Linked DNA regions of Mus musculus: region 1 is linked to region 2. Evidence: chromatin loops called from intact Hi-C (ENCODE). Cell type or tissue: heart. All regions are shown on one strand.

Region 1 (5,000 bases), 180 kb after region 2:
AAGTATTCTGAGTTACATCCCAGCCTGGCACCATCTTTTTTTTTTTTTTTTAACTTTTTTTTATTTTGAGAGAGGATCTAATTGTGAACTCACTCTTGGACCCAAGCAGGCCTTGAATGTGGAATCCTTCTGTCTCAGCCTCCTACTAGATACATGAGAGACTACAGTTCTCAGTTAAGTCAGGAGAAACCCATAGGACTTCAATTCTTTGGAATAATTTCTGTGACTATTGTGAAATCTACTACTACTGCTGTTACTAATACATTACAGATGTGTGTCTTTTACTGACAAAGTGAGACAGGCTTTGTTTAAAAAAAAAAAACCTACTATAAAATCCAAAAGAAATGACAAAACTTTTACATCCTTAATTTAGCCGTGAGTTTTCAAAACCACGCTCAGTTAAAAAAAAAAAAAAAAAAAAGAAAAGGACTTTGAAAATAACAATGAATACTTATATTCTTACAGCTTTCTACTTATTCTGAGTAGCGAGGGTCAAACTCACCTTAAAGTTTCCCTGGCATATGACAAGAGCACAGCCATCCCACCCAACAGCCCCACACACGCTGCAGACCACCTGAAGACCTCGAGAGTCTGAGGAAGGAGGTGTCCAATAGCCAGGTGGCAAACTACCAGAAACACAAACACTTTAAATGCCTTTTCAAATTCCTTCCCTGCCTCCATTTCTCCTTCACCACCAAATCCCCTCCGCACACACCCCCTCTCCTGGGCTACATTCCCAGCGCTGCCCCATTTATTTATTTATTTTTTGAAACAGGTTTTTACATTCATGATCAAGAATTGAAAAAAAAAAACTCATTTGCAATCGTATTGATGAACTAGGTTCAAATAAAACAAGTCATATCTACACATGCAGAGCTAATGTAAGTCCCCAGCCTTTCCTTGGCTGTCCTGTGTTCTCATGTGGCCAATGCCTTATTAGATTCTAAGGCTGTAATGATGTCTCTCTCTGTCTCTGCCTCTGCCTCTCTCTCTTTGTCCCTGAGTATTGGAATCACTGTTCCTCACATGCTAGGTAAGCATTTTACTATTAAGTTATATCCCAGACTTTTCACTTTTTATTATAAAACAGAGTCTTACTAAGTTGCCCGGGTTGGAGTTCAACTCACTCTATAGCCAAAGCCTGTCTTAAACTTGGGATTTTCTTGCCTTAGGCTCTGAGCATTATGGGCCTGAGCTACCAGGTCAGGCTCAACTTTGATCTGTGTGTTGAAAGGGGCTTATGGGGGAAACATGTTACAATGACTTCTGACACAAATAGCTGACCATCAGCTGATTTGAGGTCAGTACCAGCAGAGATGACCGGTCACCAGCTCTGTTACGCGTCTGAGGACCCAAGTTCCTTTGCCATTCTGTCTCAAACTTAAGAGTAGCTTGCCACAAATACCAAGGTGGCATCAATTGGCCAAGTGTCACATTCTCTGATAATTATGAGGCAGGACTGTATCATTTCTGTATATTATTTGATCAGGCTCCCACAGTCTATCTTTTATCTTCACCAAACCTAGACTGTATGTAGCCTGAGCTCTTGCCTAAATCTGGGACAAAGTGAACTCAAGTGCTATTTTAATTCCATTCATTCTCCGTGGCTGCATCAGGGCCTGGGGCTCTACCTCCTGACAAACATTTGGTCTCTAGAAGGCTTCTGAAGTTAGGCAAGTCTGAAAATTGAAGGAGGCCCATGTATCCTTCACTCATCTGACATCAAGGCAGAAAATAAGCCCAGGCTTGCAACCTACCCAATTAAGTTCTCGATTCCTCAGTCCTTGCTCAGCTGTTCCAAGATAGTTTACACCAGAACAACAACTGTATTTTATTCACAGCACTTCAATTAGTGAGTTGTATGAATAAGGACTGACAAAGGGAGAAAATTATGTTGACTGACAGGTAAAACGTAACTAGAAAAGCTACCATTGCTGAGCCAGCTTTTGGTGGCGGTAGGTAGTTCTAGTATAAAGTATGCTCTTTTCCGGTGTCTGTGCGTCGGCGACATGGTCAGACAAATATTACTTGGGTTCGAGTCCTCTGCCAGGGACCTGCTATGTGACGCGGGCAAATTGGCTCCCCGAACTCCCCACTTCCAACCCGCAAAAGTGGAATGCCGACCTTCCCAGTTTGACCGGCTGTCTCGGAGAAACCATTATGAAAGGAGGCCGGATCGTGCGCATGAACACGGCCAACTGGTTTTCTGCTTTCGTCTCAAACGCGTTTGTAAGCGATTTTTCAAAGTCGGGTCCGCCTGGCAAACTGGTTTTCAAAAGCTACTTTCCCGCTAAGATCTGTCCCGCTCGGACCGCGCCTCCTGTTTCCCCATCAAAAGACTATAGTCTGTGCGTGCATCGCCCATCTTCCCTTGTCTCCAGAAGGCCACCAATGGCCCCACCCTGGACCGCCCACCCGGGCCGAGCCCACCTCCCACTGGCCCGGCACGTTTGTTTTTGTTTTGCCGGCCGCGCGGGCCGGGCGAGGGGCGCGCCCTGTCCAGCGTTCTCCCAGAGGCCGCGGCTCCTCGCAGCGGGCCGGCCCCGCCTCGGCTGGCGCCGCCCACGGGGACGACGCGGGCGGAGACAGGCCCGGGCAGGCGCGGCTTCCCCGCGGCTTCCCGCCCGCGCCCTCGCCCTCGCCCTCGCCCTTGCCCGCCGCCGCCGCCACCGCCGCCCCGGTTCCCCACTGACGCCCGCGGCCCGCGAGCCTCGCGGACGTGACGCCGCGGGCGGAAGTGACGTTTTCCCGCGGTTGGCCCGGGCGCTCGGTTGCCGGGCGCGTCCGGTTTTCCTCGGGGGACGTTCCCATTATTTTTGTAACGGGAGTCGGGTGAGGACGGGGCGTGCCCGGCGTGCGCGCGCGCCCGCCCGCCTCCCCGCGCGCCTCCCTCGGCTGCTCGCGCCGGCCCGCGCTGCGCGTCATGCCGCCCAAAGCCCCGCGCAGAGCCGCGGCCGCCGAGCCCCCGCCACCGCCGCCGCCGCCGCCTCGGGAGGACGACCCCGCGCAGGACAGCGGCCCCGAAGAGCTGCCCCTGGCCAGGTGAGGAGCGCGGCCGCCGCGGGCCGGAGAGAAGGGAAGGGAAGGGAGCGGGGACGCCGGGTGCATCCCGGCGGGGACGCCGGGCGGGCGCATCTCGGCGGGGCCGGGCTGGCGGTAGGAGCGGCGCCCCGGGTCTCCGGGGTCCCCTTGGTCCCCCATCTCTGCGGGGGTGGCGGCGGCGCGCTGACACGGTCCCGGGCTCGCGGGCGACGGGGAGGGCATCCCGAAGGGGTCTGGGCTGCGGCTTGACAGGTGTCGGGCGGGTGGGGCTCCTGCTCCCGAGCGAAGTGACAGGTGCAGGCTCTACTCCAGCGACGCCCAGGCGCGGAGCCGGCGGGTCCCGGAGAGCCCCGGTCAGATGCAAAAACAATTGAAATAAATATTTAAAAAAAGAAAAAAAAAACTCGACCGGTGTTTGTTTTCTTTCTTCCTCCCTTTTTTCTCCGTGGAGATCCGAAGCACCCCCGGGGTGGGTTGACTTTCTCTTTTGCAGTCGTCCTGCGATGCAACAGTTGGGAGCCTTGCCCTCTCTGAGCTTGCGCTGCATCGGCAGCTTGGTCCTGGGAGAGGCCAAGAAAAGCCTTGTAGGCAAAGCGCAGGGTCGTGGGTGTCAATTGCTCACGGGGTCCTCAGCTCCCGGGCTTTGTGGGGGTTTCTTTAGAACAATGCTTTGAGGCCCGGGGGGATTTAAAGCCATCTGTGGAGACTGATGGAGCAGAACTCTTAGAAGAACTGGTATGTGGGCAAAAGTTTCAGGAGACATTTAAATGCAAGGGCTTGGAAGTTTCTAAACTTTGTTCCCCTTTTTTTTCAGGGTAGAACTCTTCTTGCGTGCTGATTGGCCCGCAGCATGCTTCATTATTTCTTGCCTTTTGCCTTTGAGCATTCACGGATTCTGGTGCCTCCCCCTCCCTTTTTTCTTTTTTGGTCTTGTGTTTGGTACTGTGTTCTCTCAAAGAACTTTTCTCTCCATTTATTAAGTGGAATCTAAACTTAAGTTCATGTGGATCCAATAAGAACAACAGAGAGATATTTATTGTATTTCAACATTTTTTTTCTTGACTGTGCTACTGTGTGATTAAGTAACAGAAATTGAAACAATATGATTGTTGTTATTGTCAGCACTAGTTTTGAGAGTATAGATCCATTGTAGATGGGAGTTGTTTTTGTCTCTCACGGTCCTTCAATTTCTAGCCCATCATTAAGTTCTCGAGTTTTTGTTGTTGTTGTTGTTTTTGTTTTTTTGGGAGGGGGTGTTTTTGTTGTTTTTAATTACTCTGACTCTGTAACCCAGGCTTGCCTTAAGCTCTCTGTTTTACTGCCTCTGCCTCCCAAGTTCTGGGATTGTAGCCCTGATGGGCTATCAAGCTCCTTTCTTCTCATTGAGCATCAATCAAGGCTCTTTGTGAGACCCAGACTCTTAACAGAGTTCAGGTCAAATCCTAAGAGACTGAAATAATTTTGGAAATTGCTTGTCTAAGTCTATTAAAATTCATATTAGATGGATTTTCTTATGGACCAAATAAAAATCATGTTCTTAAAAAATAAATACAGAATAAAAACTGTTCCAGGGGAAGAGTTTGCTTTTGTTTCTAATTAAACTCTGATGTATCCAGTGTGTGGAAGCTTCACTTTAGAAAGAGCAGTAACATGTATTCTAAAAGATTCCATGCCATCTATGGACTTATTACTGATTATTGTAGAGTAACTGTACACATTGAAGTTCTGGTCATTGCCTGTGGGAAAGACAGACCCAGTTTCTTTCTCTTTTATGTACTTTTAACTTTGGAGAATTCTCAAAAAGTTCTCCTTTAAATTAAACTTTACAAGACATAGTCTCATCTTGGTTACTCATTGCCACTAAGGTTCTCAAAAAGCACTTACAGTTGATCTCTGACTTACCTATTGTCACGTGTGTTCACCATAGGGATTTGCTACCTCTTCTGAACTGCCATTAA
Region 2 (5,000 bases):
AAACTCATCTTAAAAAAAAAGACAAGGAGCTGGATAGTGGTGGTGGAGTACAACACACACCCCTTAATTTAAATCCACTATTTTTCATAGGTTTTAATAATTATCATTACTGTTAACATAAAGATAGTGAAATCTTAAAGATAAGGAGGCAGGATGGCGGTTCCCAAAGGGTGCAGGTGTGAGATATGACACTGGAAAAATACACTTGGATCTGGGCCTGGGTGGCAGCTCCCTGTTATCTGCACCATCAGGGAGCTCTCAGCACTACTCCCAATAGGCCACCCAGTGCCACCATTGGCAGCAGCCAGCTCGCCTGCACACACTCCTCCAGAGCCAGCTCCACTGTGCTGCCCAGTCAAGGGACTGGGCCAGCTCTCCTGCTCTCACACCCTAAGGGCTGGCTCACCCATACCTTCACCATCAGCTCTAGCTCAGGTGGTGCAGACCCACCCTCCTGAGTGCTACAGCTAGGGAGTGGGCAAGGCTAAGTCTCCTATATTCATGCCTTGGGGCCGACTCTCCAGACTACCACAGATGACAGGGGAAGAGGGGGAGGGCATCACCCCTGCACCCACACCACCTCATAACAGACAAGTGGCAGGGCCCACTCTCCAAAGTGCTGCAGGCAGCAAGGGGCAGGGCCAGCTCTCTCAACTACTGTAGGTGGTAAGGGGCATTCCCCCCCACACCCAGGAAACCTCACAGTAGATGAATGGCTGGGCCAGCTCGGGGCTGGGTCACCTATGCTCCCCCACCCAGGGACAGCTCTACTGTGCCGTCCTGGTGAGGTGCGGCGTCAATTCTCCTAAGCGCTGTAGCCATCAGGAAGCAGGGCAGCTCACCCACTCTTATGACCCTGTGGTGACCAGAGTATGTTTTAGAGTATCCAAGGCTACATACAAAGAGAAACCTTGTCTTGAACACTACCCCTCCACACACACACACACACACACACACACTCCAAAAAGAGAAAGGAAGAAAGCACAGGGAAGGAAAGGAAAGAGAATGGATGAACAGTATACATAGCGTGTAAGAGTGAGAGGATCTTTGATTTCCATTCAAGTTTCACGGGGATAAAGCAGCAACATACAGGTGTTTATAATAACAACTTCCTCCCAGCATTCTATCTTTGTCTCCATTTTGTAAGGTTGTGTTGATTAACTCAAAAGTAAGGAATAAAATTTGTATCCAGACCAGGAAGAACGTCAACTCACAGCGATGTGTCTCCCTGGGACACTCCGGTGCTGGGATTTAAGGTGTGAGCCACTATGTATGGCTGGGAACTTTCATAGGCACTGTGTTACATAAGTGCTATAAAGAAAAGTATCAATGTGCCGGGCACACTGACACGGACCTTTATTAATCCCAGAACTCGGAGGCAGAGGCAGGCCAAGGGCTGTGGGTTTGAGACCAGCCTGGTCTACGGAATTACAGAACAGGCAGTGAGACAATCTCAGAAAAACCCAAAAATAAAATAATGCTTTTTTTTTTTTTTTTTTAAGTATCAACTTAAAAGACTTCAAGAAGCATCCCTACTCTCACACAAAATAAATATGAACTTTCAAACATTAACTTATCTCTCTTATTTTTTTTTCAAGAAAGGGTTTATCTGTGCTGGCTGCCCTAGAACTCCCTCTGTAGACCTGGAAGTCAGAGATCCACCTGCCACTCCCCCACAAGTGGTGGGATTGAAGGTGCGAGCCACCACTGCCCGGCATTAATAACTTTTTAATAAAAAACAAACAAACAACAACAAAAAGTTTACCTGGTTTTCCTCTTCCAGCTGTAATAGCTTCTGATTTCTTGAAATTGCAAGCATTTCTATGAGTTCCCTAAAAGAAAAACACCCATCACGGTATGGTGATACTTGCCTGTAAACTCAGTGTTTGGGAGGACTCAGACCAGCCTCAGATATCTAGTGAAACCTTTTCATAACACAGTAGAAACACAAAAGAAACTGTTTAAATTGCTCCCTGCCCCAACCGATTGTTGGGTTTATGGTCCTCCTAACATGCTGGACTCTCATGGTGACTACAAACACTTCAGCATTCGCTGGCTAACTGCACGTGATAAAGACTCAGCTGTGATTTACAAGAAAACCTCCTGACTCAACTATGTAGGTCTGTAGGCCAATAGTGCTGCCATTTGTGTAAATTATGTTTTCTTGTAAGACGGTGGCCATGGCTGCCTTCCCTTGATAAGACTTCAACTGATAGATTTAAGACTATCACGACGATGTGGAGTGTGACATCCAATTTACTCTATCTCGGCCACACACCAGCCAACCCCACTGTGCCCTGCCTGATGTTTCCAGGCTTTTTCAGATGATGGGCTATCTATCAGACGCCTAACAAATCTGATTTGACTAGCAGCCCATTTCTTGGGGACGTGTGCCCTGCTACCACCAGAATAGGAATCCCATCGGTGGACTGCAGGAGGCTGCGGCTCAACCCTTAGAAATCTGGTCCATAGCGTTTTAACACATTTGTCTCTCCTGTCACCCTGGGCTCCTTCGTGTTGGCATCTAGCCTCCCCTTGACTACTGGGGGGAAGCGTGCTTTTAAATGTCTGTTGCGTGTCAATGACTGAGGGGGCTCGGATCTGCCCCTCTTACCGGCTACTAAAGTTTTGACTGCCTTGGTTTCCAGGTCATGTGACTGAGATGTCCCCTTGGCGGGGAAATGCGGCCCAAAGCCCCCGAAGGCCCTAGACCCCACGTCCAACGGAGCCTCCCAAGCCCGCCTACCCAAGTCAGCGCCCACAGCCGAGCCGGCCGGAGCAGGCTCCCGGGCCGCGGTTACCTCGACAAGACCTCCAGATCTTCCAGCGCAGACAGAAGCCGCTCTCGCGTACTGCCAAGGCCGGCCATTCCCGAAACGCCTCCCATCCGCTCCTTTTCCTTCTCACCACTTGAAGAAGCCGCCATCGCCCCGCTGACCACCAGCCGTCGCATGCGCAGTGTGAGCTAGCCACAGGAGGGGCGGAACCGGAAGAAGGAAAGAAGAGTAATAGAGGTCGGGACGGAGAGGTCCGGCTAGAGCGCCGCCTATGTGCCTGGAGGTGCACTACAGTTCTAGCGCCATCTACAGGGCAAAGGAGGGCTTGTGACTCGTTCCAATCTGACATGCTCCAACCGGACCCAGGATGAGAGATGCAGTTCCCAGTCTCCTGGGTTTTATTTCCTCAGCATCAGTGGAAGGCTTCTAACAAAAGATTTTTTTTTTAAACTGGGGAAATTACATAATTATTAACTTCTATTTTGTCTGTATTCCGATAAAATCCCAGCCATCAAGTTTGGTCTCTCGTGAAGTTGTAGTAAACTTAGAGCAGGAAGTAAAATCTTTTCTTCCCTCCCCATTCCGTTGTTTGGTAGCAAAATACATATAATTGGCCTATAGACCAGGCTGGTCTCGAACTCAAGAGATCTGCCTGCATCTCGAGTCCTGGGGTTAAAGGGGTGTACCACCATGCCCCGCTACTAAAATTCAGTATCTTAACCATTGTATGTGTAGGGTTCACTGCCACTAAATTGCTGTTAAGCAAGGCAGTTGTGAGGCATGCCTTTAATCCCAACACTCAAGGAAGCAGAGGCAGGCAGATCTCCTGAGTTAGAGACTAGCCTGGTCACAGAGTGACTTCCAGGACAGCCAGGGTTACACAGAGAAACCTCGTCTCAAAACAAAACAAACAAACAAAAAATTGCGGCTAAATAACATCCCCAAAACTCTTCAACTTGTAAAATGTAAAAAAGGTGTGCTCATGAAGGTCTGACTTCCCGTTCCTGAAAACCACACTGTACTTTCTGTTTGTCTGGCTATTCTATGCATTTTGAATGAGTAGAATCACATGTTCTAGTTTGGGGCTTGGGGGTTTGCTTGTTATTATTTTTTGGTTTTGGGGGATTTGGGCTTTGTTTGGTTGGCTTGCTTTCTTTCTTTCTTTCTTTCTTTCTTTCTTTCTTTCTTTCCTTCTTTTCAGACCGAATCTTGTTGTGTAAACTAGTCCTAAACTAAGAAGGAACTCACTTTCTCATTACAGCCTACTGAATGCTGAGCCCCTATAGCAGGCTGATTCATTTAGCATAATGCTATCATGGTTCATGTACATTGGAATAGGTGCCAGAATACCCCTCCCTTGAAGTCTGAATAATACTTCCTGTATGTGCTAACCGTACCCCCTATCAGATGGCATTTAGCTGGGTTACCTTCTTGGTTTTCGGAACTCATCTTTAGGCCTGTATATCTTCCAACAAACTGCTCTGCTCTTTATTCAAGGTGACTGTTGAAATGAATGAATCAATAGTGTAAACTGTCATTCAAGAAAATAGTGTAGGGCTAGAGAGATGGCTCAGAGGTTAAGAGCACTAACTGCTCTTCCAAAGGTCCTGAGTTCAAATCCCAGCAACCACATGGTGGTTCACAACCATCCATAATGAGATCTGATGCCCTCTTCTGGTGTGTCTGAAAACAGCTACAGTGTACTCACATATAATAAATAAACAAATCTCTAAAAAAAAAAGAAAGAAAGAAAGAAAGAAAGAAAAGAAAAGAAAAAAAGAAGAGAAAAGAAAAGAAGAGAAGAGAAAAGAAAAGAAAAGAAAAGAAAAGAAAAGAAAAGAAAAGAAAAGAAAAGAAAAGAAAAGAAAAGAAAAGAAAAAGAAAATAGTGTAAATCATCTGCAAAGCACCTAATTCCAAGGCAGGCCTGGGTGTCAACACTGAAGCTGCACCTCCTCCCACTCCTGCAGAGATCAACACAGCAGGGAACTTTCCCTACCTAGGCTCCAGTTATTGGCAGTGGGGACTCCATGCTGAGTCATGTTGCTGTTATCAAAAATAAGGTGCCATTCACAGGCAGTGGTCATGACTGTGTGCTGTCTTCATTTCAGGTCTAGTCCTGCCCACTGTCCTGTGGAGTCCGACTCAAGAACTCCAGAGCTGGCAATCCCCGGGGAGACTCATGTTTATAAATCCACTCATAAGCAAAGCTGTGTAATTCGGA

The links. Peaks named below come from ENCODE experiments on the same cell type or tissue, not always from the same donor. Only the 100,000 strongest peaks of a DNase experiment are listed, where the experiment ranks them.
Region 1: it touches region 2 in a loop (2.5-fold over the local background); 2 of 42 quality-filtered maps call a loop at or near these places.

What each region holds. Positions count from the first base shown.
Region 1 is chr14:73,323,565-73,328,564 of GRCm38, reverse strand. It overlaps Rb1 (RB transcriptional corepressor 1), which reads left to right and starts at 2,743. Exons shown (of 27, transcript NM_009029.3): 1 at 2,743-3,042. The coding sequence starts at 2,924. In heart, no CTCF peak of the experiment used is centred here; DNase peaks (open chromatin) are centred at 2,704 and 3,614; H3K4me3 peaks cover 2,500 bases; H3K27ac peaks cover 2,221 bases.
Region 2 is chr14:73,507,987-73,512,986 of GRCm38, reverse strand. It overlaps Med4 (mediator complex subunit 4), which reads right to left and starts at 2,938. Exons shown (of 7, transcript NM_026119.3): 1 at 2,802-2,938; 2 at 1,766-1,832. The coding sequence starts at 2,926. In heart, no CTCF peak of the experiment used is centred here; DNase peaks (open chromatin) are centred at 2,986 and 4,916; H3K4me3 peaks cover 1,520 bases; H3K27ac peaks cover 783 bases.